Regions from separate parts of the Homo sapiens genome. Here region 1 is linked to region 2. Evidence: chromatin loops called from intact Hi-C (ENCODE). Cell type or tissue: chondrocyte. All regions are shown on one strand.

Evidence for each region. Hi-C counts contacts between places; a loop is a spot of excess contacts. Peaks named below come from ENCODE experiments on the same cell type or tissue, not always from the same donor. Only the 100,000 strongest peaks of a DNase experiment are listed, where the experiment ranks them.
Region 1: a loop joins it to region 2, with 4 times the contacts of the local background. A loop is called at or near these places in 2 of 110 quality-filtered maps.

The regions. Positions count from the first base shown.
Region 1 is chr10:127,192,729-127,200,728 of GRCh38, forward strand. All of the region lies in intron 27 of DOCK1 (dedicator of cytokinesis 1), which reads left to right. INSYN2A (inhibitory synaptic factor 2A) reads right to left here and starts at 3,863. Exons shown (of 6, transcript NM_001039762.3): 1 at 3,269-3,863; 2 at 1-2. In chondrocyte, CTCF peaks have their summits at 4,098 (motif pointing right), 4,299, 5,773 and 5,976; a DNase peak (open chromatin) is centred at 4,232.
Region 2 is chr10:127,573,114-127,581,113 of GRCh38, forward strand. No RefSeq gene overlaps it. Among named protein-coding and RNA genes, the nearest start is that of NPS, 28 kb to the left of the region's middle. In chondrocyte, CTCF peaks have their summits at 4,476 (motif pointing left) and 4,677; a DNase peak (open chromatin) is centred at 7,833.

The DNA of each region.
Region 1 (8,000 bases), 380 kb before region 2:
ATCTGAAACAGACACATTATCACACATGGTCCAAAGGTTCAAACCTATCCTTTCATGGCTTAGTGCTTAACACAAGACATTGTCCAAACAACTTGTTTACAGCAATCCTGTCAGGGTCCCTATAGTTTGGTTCCTGCAAGTCTGTATTCTGTCCTTAATGTATAAGAACAATGTACATTTTAAATAAACTGATTAAAAGTCATGAAGTTTCACTACATATATATCATAGGTTAGCTCCAGTATTGGAATAAAGACTTCTCTCAATGTTTGTATGAGAATTTCATGGTAATGAAAGTGTCGTCATGTAGTATCAATCATATTAAATTTTGCTTTAAAATATTGAAGTCACCCCATAATGTTATGAAATATTAAAATCAAATATGTGAGACAAAAAAGGATCTGCTTCATAAATCATGCCAGCTAATTTCTGGTTGGGGAATGTAGGTCTCCAACCAGTGGAATCATGGTGGGGAGGGGTTGTGGTGCTTCACATTTATGAAAGACTGTTGAAAATGACGATGACACTGGTTTTATCTGGGGAGTTTTTATGACCTCACACTCCCAGAATGACGGTGGTTTGCCTCAAGTATGTAGAATTTGCCTGCCTTCCCAACTGAGCTTCTTGGATGCTATGGACGCGTTGAACAGCATCCTTCACAAGCGTTAAAATCCGTGGTGAACCTGTCACTGCCCTCCTACGTAAATATCTGACCACAGAGCTGCTGCTTTGGGAGGTAGCTGTGATCATTTCTGTATCATGAGTCTCTGAGAAGCATAAGTCACCTGCTTCTCATATTCCAGAGTTCAGTAGTTGTCTCTAAATGAGATAGCCATGGCTGGGCGCAAACAAGAGAATACAAATGTCTACGTGAACGGGTCTGTCCTGCCACTCCACTGCGATCCGTTGTTATTTCTGAGAATCATTTTGATTTTTGGACTGCTTATTTCAGTGTGTAGGAGTCTTCCTTGTAGATGAATGCCTTTCACGTACAAGTCTTTCTCTTATTTATTGATTTATTTAAAAATTTTTCCCTACAGAGGGAGAAACAAAACACAAAAATTCCCTTTCCTGCCACAGGGGAAAACAACTGTGGCAAAACAGAGAAGCCCCCGAAGTAAACAGAGTAATAGAGTACCCAGCCTCCCATAGAGCTTGCAGAAATCTCATTGTGCAGACATGGAGCTTCCCAGCTTTTGCCTTGTTAGCCTATTTCTTAACCAGTAATTCTGTTTCTTAATAGGATAAAGGGCCTGACTTACATGAAAGCTCAAAGTCTTAATCACAATGATAAAATACAAAGTCGTGGCAACTGTAATAAGTTTAAAGACATATGTAGCTTTTCAAGGACATCTTGTCTTTAAGGAAAAGTCTTTCATTTAGCTAAAGAAATTAAACTGAATTGTTTAGTCTTTTAAACAAAATGATGAATTTAGTGAAGAAAACAAAACTCTCCATGGCTAATGTAATTTATGCAAAATCATGCAATTAGTGATAGCTGTGCTAGACTTTTTCTTTTCCTTAACCAAATGCGCCTCTAATAAAACCATCGTGAGGAGCAGTGCCATCTAATGTAAGTAGTAAACATGGATAGTAAATGATTAATATCTGGTGAGGCATGCAGATGGCAGGACTTCCATTTTTTCTTTGAGCTCCTTGTGCATGTTTGCTAATCATTCTTGCAAAAAAATTGCAAAGATAAATATGAACTTTCAAAAGTAACATTCAACAGGATATGAATGTAAGAAATAGTACAGTGTGGGGGAATAGTAAAAACCAGCACTTTCCGCCTCTGCATAGTGAAATGACGGTAACTTGCTGTAGCGTAAGCTTAATAAGGGTTATATCATTTTCATGTATGTACTACTCTGGGAATGGCCCGGGTCTTGTGAGTGGTATTTTTTCATCAAGTACCCAGCCAGCGCAGTCACTCTGACAGTCCCCCCACTGAGATAAGGCATGGAAAGGTAACCCTCTAGCAAGTCCTCGTTGAGGGGGGAGCGTTCAAGTGCACAGACGTCTACCCTGTGCTATCCTGAGCTGTAGTCTTCTGAAATGATCGTTTGGCTTCCCAGCCAAGGCAGGGCTCCCCCAAAGTTCATTCCCACTCTTGCAGTTTCACCTCGGGATGCTTCCGCAGAATTTCAGCGCCTAAGCAGACAAGGTCAAAGTAAACCGCTTCACCGCTGCTTCTGGCGCAGGGGCCCAGAGCGCGTGCAGCTCCCCAGCACAGACCAACAGCAGGAGAGGGGTCCGGGCGGGAGCCCTGGGCTGTAGATAAGCAAAACGCACCCATTTTCTCTCCTATTTACTCCAGAGGCACCTCTCCTCCCCCACTCCTGGCATCTCTTTATCACTGGCTCCCTCTCCCTGTGGCATATTTTTGGGTAGTAGAATGCTGAGGTCACAGGGAGCGGCTCTTTATCCAAGCAGTGGGGACATCAGCCTGGAGCCCTGAGCATGAACCAGCAAGATGCAGACTCTCGCTCTTGACTTTGGGCTCCAGGAGCTGCCCCGACCCCGGGCTGCCCGCGGGCTCCCTCCTCCCTCCTGCCCTCGCCCGCCAGCTCGCAGTCTCTTAGGTCTGCAGCGTTGGTTGGTTTCCCACGCCTGTCCCGGTCTGACTCGGGCTGCCAGGCACCGGGAAGCCCCGCGGCGCCGACCCCAACCCGCAGCCCCGGGAAGGTGCCAACCCCAGCGAGTGGAGGAGACGAGCATTTCACGTGGGCATCTGCCTTCACTGCTGCTCGCGCCTCTCCTCAACGGCCGGCGTCAGGGCCCCTCTGTTCCAACTCATCCCCCCCCCGAAGTTAATCAGCCGTACTTGTACTTTCCAGGGCGCTTTAGTTTGGAAAATACTTAAAAGCCTCGAAACCTTCCGGGGAGACGGCCGCCCCCAGATCTCCCAGTTTTGCCTGGCTAGGGCTGTCGGGCGCTCACGAAGCTGTGGCGTCTGTCTGGAACCCACATCGCAGAGGCGCAGCCCCGCTCCTCCCTGACGTCGCCAAAGTTGCCAGACGCCCCTCAGCGACCCGGTCGCGCCAGATGCAGTTGCATAACCTTGCCCCCCACCTGCGACCGCACCGGGTCCGCTCCCGGCTGCACCGGGGTGTCCCGGCCCCGGGAGCCGCCGAGTTTCCGGCCAAGCCGGTTTGGGGCCGAGTGTGTGCGCCCGAATCGGGGTCGGCGCCCGTCCCAGCGGTGCTCTGCCCGCGGCCAAGTACGACGGGCGCGGGGGCGCGGGAGGAGGGCACGCGGGGCTCCGCTTACCTTCCGCTGCTTACAGATAAGTCGAGGTCGATGCAGCGCCTGGCTCGGGCATGTCTCGCTGCGGACCCTGGCAAGCCTGGGGCGGCACGGAGCACTCCGGACAGGGCATCCGCGGCCAGACTCGCCGCGCTCACGCGGAGGAAGCCTCGGCTCCGGGGACTTGGCCCGCTGCGCGCCTGCTGCCCGCCCCCTCCACCGCTGCCGGCCCGGCCCTGCTGGCCCGGCCGGCCCCCGCGCCGCAGCTCGCGTCGCTCGCGTCCCTCCGGCCCCGCTTAGCGACGCGCGCGGGGAGGCAGCGGCTGGGCCAGCTCCGGGGACGCCCGCGCGCTCGCTTGCTCGCGACGCGGCGGAGCCAGCCACAGCCACCCGGCTTCGCGCTCCTCCGATGTCCTCATTTACTGCAATTGTCTTCGGCGAGATCTCAGAGCCAGGGCCAGGAGGCGGGGGCGGGGCAGAGGAGGGAGCAGGAGGGAAGTCCTTTCCGCTGCTCCAGGTCCCAGCTACTCCGCGGAGCCGGGCGGCCAGAGGCGAGGGCGCCCCAAGCCGCGCGCCTGCCGCCTGTGCGCCCGGCTGGCACCGAGGCGGGCGGAGCCCCGGGCCCCGCGGGGCGGAGGTGGGGCGGGGGCGGCGCGGGGCCGGGCCGGGCCGGGCCGCGTGCGTGGGGTGGGGGATAGGGAGGGAGTGGAGGAGCCCCCTCCCGCCGCCGCCAGAGCTGGAGGAGGAGGAGGAAGAGGAGGAGGAGGTGGAAGGAGCTGCCGCCGGCTGCCGCCGGCTGCCGCCTGCGCGCGGGGCTCCGCCACAGCGCGTCCTCCGGGTTTCTGGGCTGCAGGCGGCGCTGCATGGCCCGGGAACTTGTTGAGTCTACCCTGGAGCCGCCTCCGGAGCAGCTGGCGGGCGGGGGACTCCGTGTGTTCTCTCAGGGATGGGGGGTCGCTGGGGACCCTGCTGCATGACTGTCTGCTGTGCCAGCCAGCCTGGCCCGGCGGGGCTTTGGGAAGCCAGGCTTGAAGGGTGCGTGTCTTGTAGGTGCCTGGCCGCTCACCTGCGGATGCTGCCTTGTAGAAGCAGGAGTTCGGGGATCCTTTCAGTGCTGGCTCCAACCTGGTGTCAGCCTCTCTACATGGGGACAGGAGGTCCTATGAGTGGCCTGAGGACTGAAGTGGGAGGGCCTGCCTGGTAATGTTGCATGCTGACATTTAGGGACACTCCAGAGCAGGCGCCACTGCCACTCCTAGCCAGGAACCCTACCCCCCATCCAGAGCACACACCACCCGTCAGCAGAAGCCACAGGGCGCAGAGGCTGAGTTCCTTTGTGGCAGAGTAGAATTCTCTTGGGAGAGGAAAAGACCTAGGATGCACACGGAGCTATCCCCGCCCTTAATTTCCCACCCACCAAAGAGTATTGGGTGTTTTGAGCTCAGAGCAGCAGACCCAGGGGCCCCTCTGATGCCTGTCAGGCCCTGGGGTCTGGGCCAGGGACTAAGCAGCCAGCCGAGTGCAGGGCTCCTGGCCCCCTGGATTTGCTCCTAGAATGTAATGTAAAATGTAAGTAGCCACATTTATTAGTCTGTTTCTCAGGAAAGGTCAGAGAAGTAGTGGACCCCAGGGAAGGGACAGGCTTCGGAGAGGAAATTGGGAGGACAAATGGAAAGTCCCTTCACCCACCCACCTCTCCAGACACATCAGTGGGCAGTGAGACCTCTTTGCCTATACATCCCTGAGTCTCTGCACCTAGCACCAGCTCTGTGCCTGTGACCAAGCCATAGCTCCATCCTTGTTCGCTGAGCTGAACTGAGCCTATCACTGCCTTATAGAGTGTCTGTTTTTTATAAATGACTTTATACGAAATACCTTCTTTGTATGTGGATGCTTTGGGCAGTGTGTCCAGACATTTCAGAAGAAAAAAAAATCTAAAATGTCATCTATTTCCCTCTTTACCCCGCAGCATCCTTTGGTATACAATTTTGCCAGCCTTGGGGATCCAGATATGCCCAGGACGGGAGTCCTGAGCCTGTGGATCCAAACTCTGCCCACCTCACTCTTCTTGTTGTTCTTCTTAACTCAGATCCCCCAAGCTGATTTTCCAGCTTACCAGGGAGGCTGTTGGGAGCTGGCTGGAAAGAGATGCTTAATTTTGTGTGAGCAGTATGGAAACTGCAGTCCCCTCTTCTGCCTGGAAGGGGCCTGGGAAGGGAATGTATAGGAGTTGGGGACGTTTAAAACCAGATAGGAGAAGTTGCCACTCTCCAGCATGTTCCCTTGGGGATGTGCTGTTGCAGCTGTGGGCTCCAGTAATTTTCCCAGTGGTCTGGGGAACTTCTGTAAATCTTACTTTATTGGCAATCCATAAAATTGAAATCTGCCTTCCGTCTTTTAAAGTGACTGTAAATAAAGCTGCCAGGAAACTTGGGCATTGGGCTGGTAGTATCAGAAGGCTGAAGTTTTCCGGGACCAAGAGTGAAAACAGGTCAACATAAATGCATGCCCAGCAAGGCAGTGCTCAGCCACAGGTGGCACTGTGAACTGGCAAGAAAACAGCTCCAAGGACAGTGCTATCTGAGATTCGCATGATGTATAACTCCAGGAAGAAAATGGAAAGCCGTAATTGGCAGGTTAGAAAATCCACTTACATGAAGAGGAGAGTATAACGGAATTCTGTAGCATCATCAGGACTGCTTAGAGTTGTTCAATTGTGTAGTAGACTTACAGTTGTTTTGCTAAGTCTATTAAAATCATTGGCATCGCTTCTTTTTTTTTTTTTTGAAGTAGGAAACCATTTACATATTGTAGTGCTTAAGTGCATGTCTTCAGCATCACAAATCAAAATATTGGTGAAAACTTGCCTCACCTTACCTTTGGCTCTGGAGAGATATTCCACATGGGTGAGGTGTGTGTCATCATGCTCCAGGCTTTAAAGCAAGCATCATGCTGGGGGCTGGCTGGAGAGAAGGGAGTTTCAGCCATCTTCCTGCCCACAGATCCCTCTTGCATTTTTTTTTAATAGATGGGATGTAGGCATATTTTTAGGGTCTAGAATGAGTCAATATGCTCGGCTTCCTCAGGAAAAAAAAAAAGTGAAACTTGATAGATTCATTTTAGGAATCAATTGGTATTGGCTTTTTATATTTTGCTTAAGATTTTTGTTGAAAAAGATAGACTTGCAAAGGAGAAAATAGCTACTTTTCAAGTGGGATTTCCTAAAAGCAGAGGAATAAAAATAAGGGAAAGTTCAAGACGGCTAACTAAGCAAAATATCCACGTCTCTCTTCTTTTGCCTTCTTCTTGGAATTGTGCAGGGGTTGTACAGAGAATTGCTGGAATTCCACCCCTATGGTATAGTGAGTTTGAGGTCTCAATTTCCACATTAAAAAGTCAAGAATATACAAGTCAAACATGTTCAAGAATGTTCATAACAGGTTTATCTATATCTGTTCCAAACGGGAAATAATCCAAATACCAGTCAACAGTAGATAAAGATTTCTTGGTTCTTCGTATAGTGGAATACTAGACAGCAACCCAAAAGCACTAACTGCTGATGCATGCTTTGGCATGGAGGGCTTCTACAAAGGTGCAGAACAAAGGAAGCCAGACGCCCAGTGTTTATGACATGATTCCCTTTAGATGAAGTCCAAGAATGCGACAAAGTTATCAATGGTGGAAAATATCAGAATGGGGATTACCTTTGAGGCATACTCGTTGCCCGGGACCACAGCAACTTCACTGGTGCTGGATCATTCTGTCTCCTGCACTAGTTGCTTATGCAGTTTTCCACCTATATAGAAATTCATGGAGATGCTTCCTGTCTCAGTGTGACCTCATTTGTCTGAGCATCATCACTGTGTCATTGCAATGTCCACATGCATGCTCCCCAATAACCCTTACCCCTCAGTGAACCAGTGTATCTGTCAGTGTGATTAACCTGTATCCTCTCCAGTGTGCAAGGCAGGAGAAGAGAAAAGTGTCTCCAAACTAGCAACTGCAGAAGAGGAGCCTTCCAGTTTAGCTACACAGCAGAACTTCCTTCTTTAGGAGACTGCCGATGAAACGCCTGCCCTCCCAACTGTCCGATGTCGCTGTGACAGAGCTCGCTATGGACGTGAATTTTTCTTTCCCATGTCTTTGTTACACAAAAGCGGTCCCGATCCAGATCCCAAGAGAGGGTTCCCGGATCTCACACAAGAAAGAACACAGGGCGAGTCCACTGTGCAAAGTGAAAACAAGTTTATTAAGAGAATAAAGTAGTGAAAGAACAGCTACTCCATAGACAGAGTGGGACATTCCCAAAAGTAAGAGGAGGAATGCGTCCAGCCTAGGTACAATACTCATATATATGGGGAGCTCTGCTCTGCTACGAGGGTTTGTGATAAAGGATTAAATTTCTTAATTATTATATTTTGCAAGAATCGATATTATCTGTTTTCGTTTTTGTTTTTGTTTTTGTTTTGGAGACAGAGTTTCGTTTTGTTGCCCAGGCTAGAGTGGCGTGATGTCAGTTTACTGCAACCTCCATCTCCCATGTTCAAGCAATTCTCGTGCCTCAGCCTCCTGAGTAACCTGTAACCACGCCTGGCTGATTTTTTGTATTTTAGTAGAAATGAGGTTTCACCATGTTGCCCAGGCTGGTCTCCAACTCCTCAGCTCAGGCAATCCACCCATCTCAGCCTCCCAAAGTGCTAAGATTACAGGCGTGAGCCACTGCGCCCGATATTATTATCTTTAAAGTAAAATTAGG
Region 2 (8,000 bases):
TAGAACATTTACACATTTAAAAAAAGCAACTTTTAGGAAATAGAACTATACAGGAAGAGGAATACGACAACATCAAAACCAAACTGGACCAAAGCAACATCAAAAAACTATCAGTAATATCCTTACACGGATAAGAGGATATAATGAAACCATGAAATAAGAACTGGACACTATAGAAAAGGAATATTCAAAGAACAGCAACAACAACAAAACATTATTGGGAATAAAAAACATCACAATAGAGATCACAAGTCATTAGAAAGTTTGAAACATAAGTCAAGGGAGTCTTCCAGAGAGCAGAACAAAAGATTTAAAAAATACAAAATAGAAGAAAATAATTAGTGGACAAGTCTAGGAGGTTCAACATTTAAATAATATGGAAATAGTGGTTCCAAAAAGAGAGAACACATGGAAAGAAATAATCAATGAAATAATGCAAGAAAATTTCCAATAATGGAAGAACATCAGTCTCTAGTTTAAAAGAGCTTGCCAAACATGTAACATAATAGTTGAAAATAGGCCTCACCAAATCTATTCATGTATCATAAAATTTCAGAACATTCAGGAAGAAAAAGAAGACCCTATCTATAAGCTTCTGTAAGTTAAAAAAAAAAGTCACATGCAGATCCAGAATCAGAAAGGCTTCCGTCTTCTCAATAACACTCATGTATAGCTGAGAGCCAATTGCATGAGATCTTTGTAATTCTGAAGGAAATTGTGGGAGTGAAATAAAGATATTTTCAGGCAAGCACTGTCTCAAAGATGCACTTCTCATGCACCTTTTCTCAGGAGTCTGTAGATGGATGTGCTTCACACCAAAATGGAGTATAGATCAAGAAAGTGACATAGGAATAAAAGAGCGTGTGATGAAGACAAAAGATAAATGGAGGAACCCTGCAAATAATTCTGAAGGGTGATTCTAGGGGACAGCTTTGCCCCAAGCTTACAGGTTGACTGATTCAGACTGGAGTGGCTTGGAAAGCTCTGAGAGAGGTTTCTTCAGGAAGACTAAACAGACAAAGATCCAGATGTGTCTGCATGTCTTAAGAGGAGATTATTCCACTAATGAAGCTTTTGTTGTTGGATTAAGGATGAGTACATAGACAATTCATCAAATTAAAGAGATAAATGTATTAACTCCAGAGAAAGCAAAAGTTGTGCAGGAAAAGACGAGTACTCTTAGCTTACTATATGGTGTCCCTGTGTCTGATGTTACAAAGTCACAATATGTAAACAACTGTTGATCTCACGAAAATGATGACTTAACCCTATAATGTCTGAAACAGAAAAATAAAGAAGGAATACAGGCATATTTTTGGAGATATGGAGGTGATAAAATAATCAGCTGAAGGTGTTGAAAGTGATTGCTTCTGGGAAGGGGAAGGAGGAGTAAGGAAATGTGTATGATTAATTGGCTCTTTAACTTATATACATGTGTAAGTTTGATAAAACTAAAAACTAACTGACAAGCAGAGGAAAAGGACGAGGGGATGAAGGGTGGAAGACAGGAAGGGAGAAGTGGGAGAAATGGAAAGAATGAAACACAAGAGAAGGAAAAAGAGGGTGCACAGATTCTTTTTTCTGAGCAGATGATGTTTTGGCTGATTGATACCTGGTCTTGATCATGTATAGGATTCTGAACTTTAGGCAGCAGGGTTTTCAGAGTGCACAATTTGATCTGCAATGTGTACATAGGCACATTTTCTCCTGTCTTCACAACACTAATTGTAGGGTTTAGATCACTCTCAGTCTGCCTGTAATCATTTATTAACAAACCAAAGGAATATCACAGGAAAATTTTTCCAATTCATGCTGGGCTGTGACAGACATGTCTGAGACAAGTCCATTTACACCAGTGCAGCTTTTGCCCAGCTGTTCAGACATTCATGATACACTTGGGAGATCACAGCTGTGTTTGTAGAATTTATACTTCAGATTAAAGTAGAATTTAATAGCTATTTAGAGCGTATTTTAGAAGACAACCCTTTGATCTTCTCAAGCATTATACACTTACAGGTTTAGCTGCTATGTACAGAAAGGAGCAGGGCAGCTCTGTCAAAGAGTAAGAGGCAAACAACCTTTAAACTACTGCTGATCTCCTGGTGTGACCAGATTTCAGTGGGTGGAGACTTATAGGAAGATGTGCACACTTCTCTTCCATTTTCTTTCTATTCTGCATTGCAGTGAACCCTATTGGAATCACTGGGAATAACCTTTTCCCTTGACTAAGCGGGGTGTATGGGGGACCCAGAGAAGATAAGAGCCCCCATAGATGTGGGTTCCAGTTTCAGGGATGCCAGTCATCTGGGCAATTTACTTCACATCTCTAAGCCCCACTTTCCTTACCTATGAGAATTCCAACATTCTTTCAGAGGTTCTTGAGAGGATTATCTGAAATCATGTAAATGAACAATACAGTTCAATGAATAATGAATGAAACTATTATTACCCTATGAATTCCCTTGCTAATAACCTTGGTAACCACTGGCTCTGCTTCTTAAAAATGATGCCCACTTCAGGTGACAATATTTACAGTTCAAATTGGGACCCATCACATGCATTTGAACTTGACCACCATAACAATTCTGAGGAACAGAATGAGCAGGTGAAAGAGATGACCAGAGGGGTTAAATAACCTCAAGGTCATCCAGCTGGGAAGTAGGAAAGTGAAGATTTGAACCTGAATCATTCTGGTACCACATTTATGAATGTTCTCACTTGTGTACTATCAGGAGCAGTTGGAATTGTTCCTTATACTGAGTGGGAATTGGCCATTCATTGACATTAACCCCTTTCTTTGAAGCTTGACAGTCTTTCAAGCTTTTGAAAAAACAGCTACTCTGCCCTGCAATGCCCCCCTGACCTGCTGCTCAACGGTTTGAAGCTAAGACTCAATTACCCCACTTGCAGGTCAAATGCTAAGTGTCTTCCAGGCACCAGCATCCGTAAAGACATGAGTGTCCCAGGTCATTGGCAAAAGTCCCAGCCAAGGGCATTGGAAACTTCGGGTGGCCTTGTGTGGGTGGTGGAGGATACTGGATGCTTAGATCTCTCAGAAGGCCTTGCCACAAAGCCCTTTGTGACAGCTTGTCTTATACACATTAGGCTTAGTTAGTCATCTTTGCAAGCTTCTAGGAGGCTGGCCAATGTGACGATTGGAGTAATCACCTGATAAAAAAGTGTTCAAGGCCCATTTCCCTTGGCCAGACTGCTCCTGTTCTTAGGGCAGGCTATGCATTCCCACTTGATTAAATCAACAATGTGCATTTCATTCACATACAATAGTTTTCATGAACTGAAAACTGCATCCAAGGCTGCCAGTTTCATTTTCCTGTAAATTTGCTGTGCAGCCCTCAGTTAGGTGACCCCAATCCTTCATCTGTATGGGCCTGGAGGGCTGTGCATCTTGGAGGCAGCAGGGAAGGGCAAGGGAGTTTTGCCATACTAATTGGTAAAGATCATCCCAAATGCAATGCCAGTTAGAACAACATACCCTTGGAAATAAAACTCTGAACACAAAATAACACAATTCAAATCCCAGGGAGAGTAAGAAGGCACAGGTTCTGGATGAGGAGGGAAAAATACAGACTCTGACAAATTACTTTGTGCTGCTCTGTGTCTCCCCCTGGGCCAAGAGGTCAGAGTATCTACTGGGTAGAGACATTGGCTTTGAGTACATCTGTGTGGGCTTAGGATCCAATTCCCAGATGGAGACAGTCCAGATGGTGCCAGCAGCACATGAGTGGGAGGGTTCAGTCCCTTGGAGAAGGAGTAAAATCATATTCCCAGATGGAGAGGTCAAGGCTGTGGATATTTTTGGTGCCTTTCAGTAGGAGGACAACGTTATTCCCACACCTGATTGGCAATCTCTTTTGGCGTAATGGAATTTACATGTTGGCAAGGATGTTGTCACGTGACTCTGTTACAGAAATAAACCTCGGGGTGCTCTGCTTGTCTGTGACGTATGACTCCCTTCCCTGCAGGCAGACTTCCTTGTCTGCAGGGAGTGAGTGAGAAAAGCACTCGTTGGATAATTTTAGAGAAGAGAGCTGAATATGACTTCCTTTCTCCTCTTTGATAGAACACAGGAAAGAGGAACTGTTAACCTGTTAAAAGCGCATCTTATCCGTATAGCTCAAGTCAACTTGTAAACCAATCAACAGAAGCGTGTTCCCAGCCAAGCAGTGCTGTTTACCATTTCTATAAACCTTAGCAAAGAGGCTAGCAATAGAAAATATAACAAAGATTGAAATTTCGCATCATGTACTTTATGTAATTTCCTGGAGGTAGAAACTTACTCAGGAACTCTTAAAAACTCTGTTTCCCATTGGAATTCCAAATCCTGTTGGAAGTTGCAAATATTGCTGGAATTTTAAGCATATTAGTGAGAAATACCTAAAGTCCATCCTCTTAAACATTTGATAAAATGAATCAGAAGTAAAGTGTGCATAATATCTTTTCTTAATGAAAACACTGCCACCAACTGGTTAATAAATGGTTTCGTCTACTTTTTTATTGACTAGAATAAGCAGTCTTTTTTTCTTCATTTAAAAAGGGATCCCAATTTCTATTAAAAGTAATTGTTTTCTCTTTTCATAAAAATTAATAGCACCTCATAACTGCTTGTCATTCTTCAGTCGTTAACAGAGTAAAGATGACCTGAAAAAAGCATATGCTTGCCATTCCCTAAGCAACAGTGGGCAGCGCTTTAGAGGGCACACCGATGGTTTCCAGGGGGATGTGTTGAATTTCACAATTTCAGTCTAGTGAATCACACAGCCCAGTTCATTAAGCTAATGGGACAGTTGTCCTTGTTTTTATAAAAGTAGGAAGAGCCCAGCTTATAGAGTCGATGACCACAGAAAATACCTTTTAGCAGCCTAAAGATACCCGCATGCTGGGTGGGTAAGTCCTTTGGTCCTTATTGAAAAGGAGTCCAGCTCTCTCTCTGCTTTTGTACTGGATATGCTCCAGAGGACTTATGTTGACTTTAGAACTTTAAGTGACCTAAGCTGTCTTGAAGTGTTAAGGCACAAAGAAAAAAAAATAAAACAGAAAAAGAAAAGGGAAGAATCAAAACAGCTACATCGGACGAACATAAAATGAACTCAGGGCTTCCACCTGATCAGATTTTGTAAAATCTGAACCATTGTCTGGACACTGACATGCATTCATCCAGGTCAAGTGTGGCAGGAGCCAAGCTGGTGTGCCTGTCACTTTGCTGGGAAGCATCCCTCACTGAGGAGGGAGGGAGCTGTGAGAGGAGCTCTTGTTCATGGGGAGCACAATCATGATGTTTACGCCAGGCTCAGTTCCAGGCGCTGCCTCAAGAGGTCTGAGCTGTACCTTCAAGGTCAGCAGGTGAGGTCTCCAGGGGTGGGCGTGGGAAACGTCCCAGAAAGTACCCACTGAATGTGGTGCCCCAGGTGAAGTCAGGTTCAAAGAAGAACCAAGAACAGATCTTGGGGTGGAGATCACTATGGGCTTGGGGTCAAAGGAGCATGAACTGGGCCAGCAGCCCCTCTCAGCCATGAAGACAGTGGAATAGGGAGAGGTGACCCACATTCGAGAATCTAGCCACGGAATAGTCTTGGCTTTGTTTCCTTGAAGTTTGGTTTTATTTTTAGTCACCCATGTCTGGAGTAGCAATTCCTGAGCTGTTACTGACTATGCTCATTCAGCAGGATGTTGGTGGGTGGGGTCCAATCATTCCAAGATCTGCCGAATTACACAAAGCTGAACAATGTGTTGTGGCCCGCACACTTATTCCACTATGAAGTTCCTTTTAACAGAGCATGGTGTGGTACTTGTGCCGAGGAACAGGCACCAAGAGACTGGCAGCGCCTACTGCCTCCCACCCACTGGGTCCCCTCCACCTCACCCCAGTACCAGCGGGATGGGCCCTGAAGGCCAGGGCCGGGTAACCGCACCGAAGTTCCAGGAATCTGCTTTCACTGAGGCACATCGAAAGCCTTGTAAGGAAGATTACCTCACTCACCTCCAGCCTGGGGGTAGGTGACCCCAGCACCACTGTGGGGTTGGGAAATGGGCTGATATTCAAACTGACGTGTTCCTGCTCCTTCCACACCACACAGTGCAACAGAAGGGCACGGAGTCTGCACAGTGACCCCAGGCCTGCTGGAGACCTTGGCCATCTCACTTGTCTTCTCTGAACCTCAGTTATCTCACATGGAAAATGAGGGCTTTGGGCTAGAATGATCTCTTGAGGACCTTAGCTGTTCTCACATTCTGAGGTTCCCCCAACCACGACTGTGTGTGGCTGTGTGGTACACACTCATCCACACACAGGGTGCTCACTACAGTAAGAGCTTGGTACGGGGAAGCGTGTAGCTGCGTGGTCATATCAAGTGAATTTTCCTGCTAAAATTTGATTCCAGTTGTTTCAATGGAACACAGTCAGATAGAGGCAGTGGCAGAGTGGAGAGAAAGAGAAAGAGAGAGAGGCGGCATTCACTTTCACTAGAGTCCCTTTTCTTCCAACGAATGAGGAAAATGGTAAGGACTCCCTGAATAAAAATATTCATTTATCAAAATGGCATTAATAAGAAAGGGGGAGGGATCATTAAGAATTTAAAATATGAAGATAAAAAGCTCTCAAAGGTTCCTAAGCACCAACATTAAGCTGTAACATCATTTATTAACTACAAGATTTTGTAGGACTCTTTACAGTTAATATTTAACTCAGTTGAGTTCACAGGCATAAAAGTATTTATGCAGCACAATTACATTATTTCAGGGCAAGTGTCCAGTTTAGGATATTCGAAATGCCTGGCACCACTGGAATTCTGCAGCAGTTAATGTTCAAATAAGGTGCAAAGCAAACGTGTGGACTGGTAAGAGTTTCCCATAGGCTTTCAGATGATCCTGAGAAATAAAGCATAGAGAAATATTTGTATTAAAAAAGTCCATTCAAAAATATGCATTTTGATGGCACAGTGGGGTGAGTGTAGTCAATAATAATTGTATATTTTAAAATAGCTGAAAGAGTGTAATTGGGTTGTTTGTAACTCAAAGGATAAATGCCCGAGGGGACGGATACCCCATTCTCCATGACGTGCTTATTTCACATTGCATGCCTGCATCCAGACATCTCATGTACCCCATAAATATATGCACCACAAGGTACCCACAAAAATTAAAAATTAAAAAAAGAAAAAACTCAATACCATTCAATATGAAATTACTCTGTGAAATATGTGAAAGACCTGTCTGTACACAATAACAATCAATGTTCAAGAAGACATAATAAAGAAAAAAAATTGTCGTTAAAAAATAAAATATGGCTTGGTAAGTTTTTTAAAGGACAATTTGCTTGAAACATTCTTGCTTGCCTACTGGGATTTTTGCCACCCTTTTCTCTTAACACCATGTCAGCCTGACACTTTAATAATATCCAGACCTCATAGGATTCATGGTACTGGTTTTAGCAAGAGACGCCCTCAGTTACTCGACCCTCCCAGCTACCCCGCTGGCATCCCAGGTCTTCCCCGGCCACAGGCCCCTGGCTCTCCCTGTGGATTCTCCCAGACGTGTGACATTGACCTCCTTAACGCTGCTCAGCATCAGCCTGACTACTGCAGCTTCTCTACTCGAGTCATCAAATCCTCCATTAAGAGGAATCTCCCAAAGCAAACACACCCAAACACTTCCCTGAAGAGCAGTTTCCCCAAATTGGATGCTCTTGGCCTCGCTGCAGCATCTCATGACCTCGGCTTTCGGGCTCCAAGCCTGAGAAAAGCCGAAGCATCCTCTCACTGTGCGTCCTGTGGCCGGGGTCCCTGCACAGCCCTCCCTTCCGGGCGGTGAAATGACCTCAGCCGAGCAAAAGGACTTTTCTGAAATCTGAGACCCACGGGGCTCCACTGGATGACCTAGTCTTGATCTGCAGAGACCGAGAACCAGGCGCCCAGGGTTCCCCACCCCAACACACCCTGCAGCAGAGCCTGTCTGGAGACGCAAGGGGCCGCCAAGAAAACGCT